Regions from separate parts of the Homo sapiens genome. Here region 2 is linked to region 1. The links are chromatin contacts, found by Hi-C or POLR2A ChIA-PET in ENCODE. All regions are on one chromosome and are shown on one strand. Each heading gives the region's core, a stretch centred on a gene start or an enhancer-like site at or near the end of the contact. The rest is flanking DNA. Distances are from core to core; before and after follow the strand shown.

What was found. Hi-C counts contacts between places; a loop is a spot of excess contacts on that map. ChIA-PET counts read pairs that join two places held with the same protein, here RNA polymerase II (POLR2A). Pooled maps may share reads with other maps.
Region 2: a loop to region 1 is called in a map of HCT116, with 3 times the contacts of the local background. The contact joins two enhancer-like sites. A Hi-C loop is called at or near these places in 15 of 168 maps with a recorded cell type or tissue (CD4-positive, alpha-beta memory T cell, CD8-positive, alpha-beta T cell, Caco-2 and 10 more), 20 of 37 single-sample maps with no recorded cell type and 27 of 50 pooled maps. POLR2A ChIA-PET finds 5 or more read pairs at or near these places in 5 of 52 experiments (A549, CD4-positive, alpha-beta memory T cell, MCF 10A and 2 more).

What each region holds. Positions count from the first base shown.
Region 1 is chrX:46,375,220-46,378,290 of GRCh38, forward strand. No RefSeq gene overlaps it. Among named protein-coding and RNA genes, the nearest start is that of LINC01186, 49 kb to the left of the region's middle. Within about 2 kb of position 1,437, at least 4 of the 41 ENCODE cell types and tissues checked have a DNase peak (open chromatin) inside an H3K27ac peak, as active enhancers do; they include HCT116, where a contact is called at or near this core.
Region 2 is chrX:45,799,449-45,802,877 of GRCh38, forward strand. No RefSeq gene overlaps it. Among named protein-coding and RNA genes, the nearest start is that of MIR222HG, 31 kb to the left of the region's middle. RefSeq lists an enhancer at 2,432-3,010. Within about 2 kb of position 1,868, at least 3 of the 41 ENCODE cell types and tissues checked have a DNase peak (open chromatin) inside an H3K27ac peak, as active enhancers do; they include HCT116, where a contact is called at or near this core.

The DNA of each region.
Region 1 (3,071 bases), core at 187-2,686:
TCTCTCTTTATCACAGAGGGCAGTGCTCCCCAGAATGGTAGAATTTGCCAGTTTTCTGAAAAGGTGATGGGGAGAGCACAACAGTAACAACTTTGCTTTGACAGGCAACTGACACCCATATGATTGATCATGCCAATTATTTCTCCAATGGTGGAATGAGGATCGATTTTTAATTGAAGATGGAATTCTAGCATTCGGAGATTTTTTTTTTCCTTTCTTTCTTTTTTTTTTTTGCTTGAACCAGAGCTATCCAGTTTTTGAAATGGCATGGCCTTCAGGGCCCATAGCCCTTTCTTGGACCTCCCACACTCTTCATATCACAAGGCCAAGAAAATAAGTACCTGCCCATAGCAAATAGCTATGGGCTATTTTTCCTAAACAGCTATGGGCATGTTTGCTCACCATTTCCTAAATCCCATGGAAACTGGGACAAAAGGACCCAAGAAACTTGAAGGGAGCACATTTTAAAACAACCCTACAAAACAGGCACTTTTTCTTGTATATTTTACCACCACTTTGCTTGTGCTGGTGAAAGTGGAGGGGAGATGAGAAAAGGCCTCATTTTGTATGTTAGCTCTTAGCTATTTGGTTTAAGGGATTTTTTTTTTCTTATAAAACATGCAACTGAAACTGGAAAGTCCTTCAGCTAGATGGTCAATGTTTTTTGTGGAATGTGAAAAGGATGGCTTTTTATATCACTGGGTAATTTACATACGCTTGGTAGGTTACTCCCAGATTTCCAGGGTAGAAAGTGACAGTGGGAGACGATGATTCAAATTGTTCAAATATCCATAGGGAAGACATATAAACTCACCACAGACTTTGATAACGTATTAGTCATTAGATATCTCATCCTGACCCCAGCCTCAGATTCACCTGCTGAATACCTGAGCTTAAGTAAGCCATACTTGGAAATGTGGAAACAGAACCCTACTGAGAAAAAAAAACTTATCAAGAAAAAAAAAATCTCTCTTTCCTGTGCCTAAACAATTTCCCCCCAAAGAGCCAGAAGCTAACACAATATTCCCCCCTAAAGAGCCAGAAGCTAACACAGTAACACAGGAAAAAATGAGAATACAAAAGGTAACATCTCTAAAAGGTACTTCAGCTTTCACACCACGATTCCACATCACTACATTGATGACATGCAGAAAGCAATCAAATGCAGGAATACTCTGGGTTGACTGAGCAGAGGCACAGAGTAACAGCCTGGGTAAGCAGCAGCCCTGCTCCTGGGCCAACAGCTGAGCACACCCAACAGAAATAGAATGGTCACTGACGCTGACCACAAGGCAGGCCCCACACAAGTAAGTGCTTTACCTGCCCTTTATCATGTAACTCTCATGGCAACCATCTGAAATAGGCATTTTTAATTTCCATCTTAAAGATGAGGAGACAGAGGCACTGAGGGGCTAAATAGCTTGTCAAGCTATTTGTATAGAAGTTAACACAACCGGCAAGAAGCAGAGAGTCAGGAGCCCGGGTCTTTCTGTTTCTTTAAGCAACATTGCCTCCCTGTGTTCAGGGCTGACTATTCTCTCTCAGGTTTTCAGAGCCATTTACACAGATGTTCAAAGAACAATGCCATGGTTCACTCATACAACATGGAAAAACATCATCATAAAACTCACAGAGTATCTCTCTAGTCTATAGAAGCCAAAATATCAGTGTGAAAAATAAAATCCACAGTCAATCTTACATTAATTCACTATGTCTTCTGAGTCCATTTTTTATTTGCTGATATATCCCATTCTTAACAGTGTTTTACAGATGCGATTTTTATTTTAAATTAAAATGGAAAAATAAAGGTTTCAAAACTGTTAAAGATATCATGACCGTGCTTAAAATTATTTTTTAAATAATACTGAGAAATCCCAAATCCAGAGCTCAGATAGCTTGTTTGAATCATTTTTCTTAAAAAAATAGTTTAGTGGACTTAGCCAGATGAAGCTCACATCTTGGCACCGTGATGTTCTGGATTATCCTTTGGCAGAGGGAAGGAAGTGGGACAATCTATTATCATTATTATTGTTATTATTACGTTTTTTCAAGATGGAGTGTCGCACTGTCGCCCAGGCTGGAGTGCAATGGTGTGGTCTCGGCTCACCGCAACCTCTGCCTCCCAAGTTCAAGTGACTGTCCTGCCTCAGCCTCCTGAGTAGCAGGGATTACAGGCACACACCACCACACCCGGCTAATTTTTTGTATTTTTAGTAGAGACGGGGTTTCACTACTTTGGCCAGACTGGTCTCGAACTCCTGACTTCGTGATCCGCCCACCTCGGCCTCCCAAAGTGCTGGGATTACAGGCGTGAACCACCATGCCTAGCCTATTAATATTATTTTTTAAGAATACAAGTGCAGAACGTGTAGGTTTGTTGCATAGGTAAACGTGTGCCATGGGGGTTTGCTGCACCTATCAACCCTTCATCCGTCATCTAGGTGGTTTTTTTGTTTGTTTTGTTTTTGTTTTTTGTTTTTAGAAGAGACAGGGCTTCACCTTGTTAGCCAGGATGGTCTCGATCTCTTGACCTCGTGATCCACCCGCCTCAGCCTCCCAAAGTGCTGGGATTACAGGCGTGAGCCACCGTGCCCGGCCCCCGTCATCTGGGTTTTAAGCCCTGTATGCATTAGCTATTTGTCCTAATGCTCCCCTCCCCCCGTCCCTCACCCCCCAACTGGCGCCAGTGTGTGTTGTTCCCTTCCCTGTGTCCACGTGTTCTTATTGGAACAATCTATTATAATCTGCACCTCAACTTCCCCCTCCTGTGCTTGCAGTCTCTTCAATAGCAATAACTTTTCTTTTTTTTTTTTTTTTTGTTTTTTTTTTTTGAGACAGAGTCTCGCTCTGTCGCCCAGGCTGGAGTGCAGTGGTGCAATTTCAGCTCACTGCAACCTCCACCTCCCAGGTTCAAGCAATTCTCCTGCCTCAGCCTCTTAAGTAGCTGGGATTACAGGCGTGTGCCACCACACCCAGCTAATTTTTATATTTTTAGTAGAGATGAGGTTTCGCCATGTTGGCCAGGCTGGTCTCAAACTCCTGACCTCAGGTGATCCACCCGCCTCGGCCTC
Region 2 (3,429 bases), core at 618-3,117, 580 kb before region 1:
AGGGAGAGAGAGAGAGGAGGGTTCCTAATAGTAGGTGAGAAACTTAAAAAGACACTAAATTTCTCTGCTTCCCTACGTGGCCTTAAAGGCAGGTAATTCCATGTTTGCTTTCACTTTCAAACAACTTTACCTATGCATATAGGTGAAGCCTAAAATTAAAATGAATTGATAAAAAAAATTGAGAGGGCCCAATTACACAATCGATGGAAAAGCAACACGTTTATACCTCCCAGTCAGGAAGAGCATTCTGAGAAAGGAGACTTGCCAGCTTCCAAAGGCACTCAGCCTTGACAGCTTGGCTACTTCACGGGCTGACTGCAGCTCAAACACCTGTTGGTATCTTGGAGCCACAGCACATCCATCCTTCCCTCACGCCAACATCAACCTGATGGTGAGCTTTCTGAGTAAGGTGTCTTTGTTGGTTGGTTGAGGCCTTCACGTCCTTCTTAGTTTGGGAGGCACTTGCATTTCATATAGCATCACCACATCTATCGGAGTTGATTTGGGGAAGGTGGGTGTGGAGCAGTGATAAAGGAAAACGTTACATCTCTGTGGAAATTCCAGGCCTTTCCACTTCTTTCAGGTACACCAGAGTTCACTGTGGTCATTATATTCAGAAGACTCACACAGTGCAAAAGGCAGTATTTTGGGGAATGAAGCCATAAACCAGTAAAATAAGCCTCAGACTGTTTCCCCAATTTATTATTCTCATTATTCTCATCTCCCATACACAGTATGTTACATGGGGTGCAACAAAACCAAGAAGTTGTTTAAGGATCAAAAATCACTTCTATTTTTAAAAAATAACTTGTAATAGAAATATTTTTGCAATATTTAAGGCAGTAAAAATTTAGCACTCTTAGATAGCCCAAACTGTTACTTTAAAAACCAGATAAATATATATGATGCTTAAATGTGGCAAATATTTTGAAAACATTGACTAGTATTTAAGATATCAATTTTAAAGAATAAAATATTTGATTCATTAATTTGTCTTTTGTTTTAAAACTCAGTTACTGTCATAATAAAAAAAGTTGGCAAAATAAGGTTCACTTTTCAATTGCTTTGTAATTTGTCGTCCTTTTTCCTACCTCCCAGTGTGTGAGAGACAGCTACACAAGTTAAGGCAAAATATAAAACTCCCCTATGGCTCAATTTCCTTTTAAGTAACATGAGGAAATTGTCAATGATTTGTTTCTGCCCCTCATAACTTTTGAGAATAAGTAAAACTTATAAAGTACTTTGCAAATACAAAAAGCTGTTTTAAAAGATGGGGCAGGGGATGGACAAGCAGAATAAATATTTCTAGGTCAAAATTCTTATTTCATAACTACCTTTTAATTTTCTAAGTCTCCTGTATTTTCAAAATGTATTTTATAACAGCCACAATCCCTAGAGAAGCATTTTTAGTAAACACTCTTTGAACTGAGGAAGAACTGTCTCAGATTTGCAGCCTAAGGAGACACGATGACTAAAAACACTGTGGGATCCTGGATGGGATCCTGGAACAGAAAAAGGACATAAGTGGAAAAACTGGTGAAATCCAAATAAAGTCTGCAGTTTAGTTAGTAGTTCTGTACCAATGTTAATTTCCTGGCCTTGATAAGTATACCACGGTTAACAGAGAAAGCTGGGCAAAGGGTATATGGGAACTCTCTGTACTATATTTACAATTTTTTTTTTTTTTTTTTTTTTTGAGACAGAGTTTTGCTCTTGTTGCCCAGGCTGGAGTGCAATGACGCGATCTCAGCTCACCACAACCTCCGCCTCCCGAGTTCAAGCGATTCTCCTGCCTCAGCGCCCCCCCCCGAGTAGCTGAGATTACAGGCATGCGCCACCATGCCCAGAGGCTAATTTTGTATTTTTAGTAGAGACGGGGTTTCTCCATGTTGGTCAGGCTGGTCACGAAATCCCGACCTCTGGTGATCCACCCGCTTCGGCCTCCCAAAGTGCTGAGATTACAGGCATGAGCCACCGCACCCAGCCTATTTTTACAATTCTTCTGCAAATTTAAAATTAGTTCAAAATCAATAGTTTTTAAAAATCATTCTTTGAGTAAGAAAATCAATTGTTACATGTTTTATTAAGAACCTAACTCTTGGCCAGGCATGGTGGCTCATGCCTGTAATCCAAACACTTTGGGAGGCCGAGTCAGGAAGATCGCCTGGAGCCCAGGAGTTCAAGACCAGCCTGGGCAATGTGGCAAGACCCTGTCTCCGTAACGAGGGGAAAAAAAAGAACCTAAATCTAAATTAGTGTGTACTGTAATACATTATAGTGAAATGTTTCCACTAGATGGCACTCTGTTTTCTTCAGTGACCAGAGACACCTCTTCACACTTCTAGTATCCATCACCTGATAGAAATATTTCTTGAGCTTATTTTATAGCTCCAGTGGGCACACGTCTTTGTATAATTTATTCCGTGATTTGAGTCAAAAATATTGTTTGCTTTATTTTCTTAAAATGCCTTCTTTCAGGTTTCAAGCCTCACTATCATTCCAGAATTTTAAGACAAGGTTTGTGAATCCAGTCATTCAACATATTCAGTAAGCCATTACTTTGTGCCACTATTATCTCTACAGTCTGAGGAAACCCATTCTCTTTAGCATTGACCAACATAAAAACTGTCCATCCTCCTACACATTTGCAAACTGCATAAGATTCAAAGAGTAACTCTGAGCAAGGAGGAAACAAATGCTTTCCACCTTGTTTGCATGACTCTTTGATGATGCTGGACACCCCACTGATTTTTACTGCTTAAACAAAGGGTTAGCTATTCAAGAATAACTTCTAGCTTCCTTTTGTATGTCAAAGCTGAAAACCAAAGTTCTTTTTTAAATTAAAACCAAATAGCTAGGAGTTCACCAGTTCCAATGAGGTTCGGCTTCTGCACTCCAATCATATTTATTAATATCTATAGCATTTCCTGGTCCATTCAATAACCTCCTTAATAAAACATTTCTGTTGTCCATACTCCTCAGCTCATCACTGCTCTCTGCTGAAAAGCTCCAATAAACCCAAGACTCTAAGTTCCATCCAGTACTGAAGTTTCATTTTAGGAAAGGTATTTCAAACTTTGCTAATATGAGTTTTTTTTAAAGAAAAAACAAACTCATTCGGGGGCTTACATGTCAAAATGAAAATAGAGTCATGCTGTTTATTAACCAGTTTCCAAAGTGCTAAACCTAGATGAGATTGGAAAACTTTCAATCTCTGACTTTACAGAATAAACGCTTATAATACTTCAGAATGAATTGGAAATAGTGATTCTGCATAAGAGAGACGATACTTGTAATATGTGGCACTAGCCAAAACCAAAAGACACAAAAACAGGAGACACCCTCAATTTGGATTGAGGTGTCCTGCAAAGGCTTGAGGCAATTCTTATACCAAACGTCCATATAAATCCCTCTGAATTCATTTTTCAT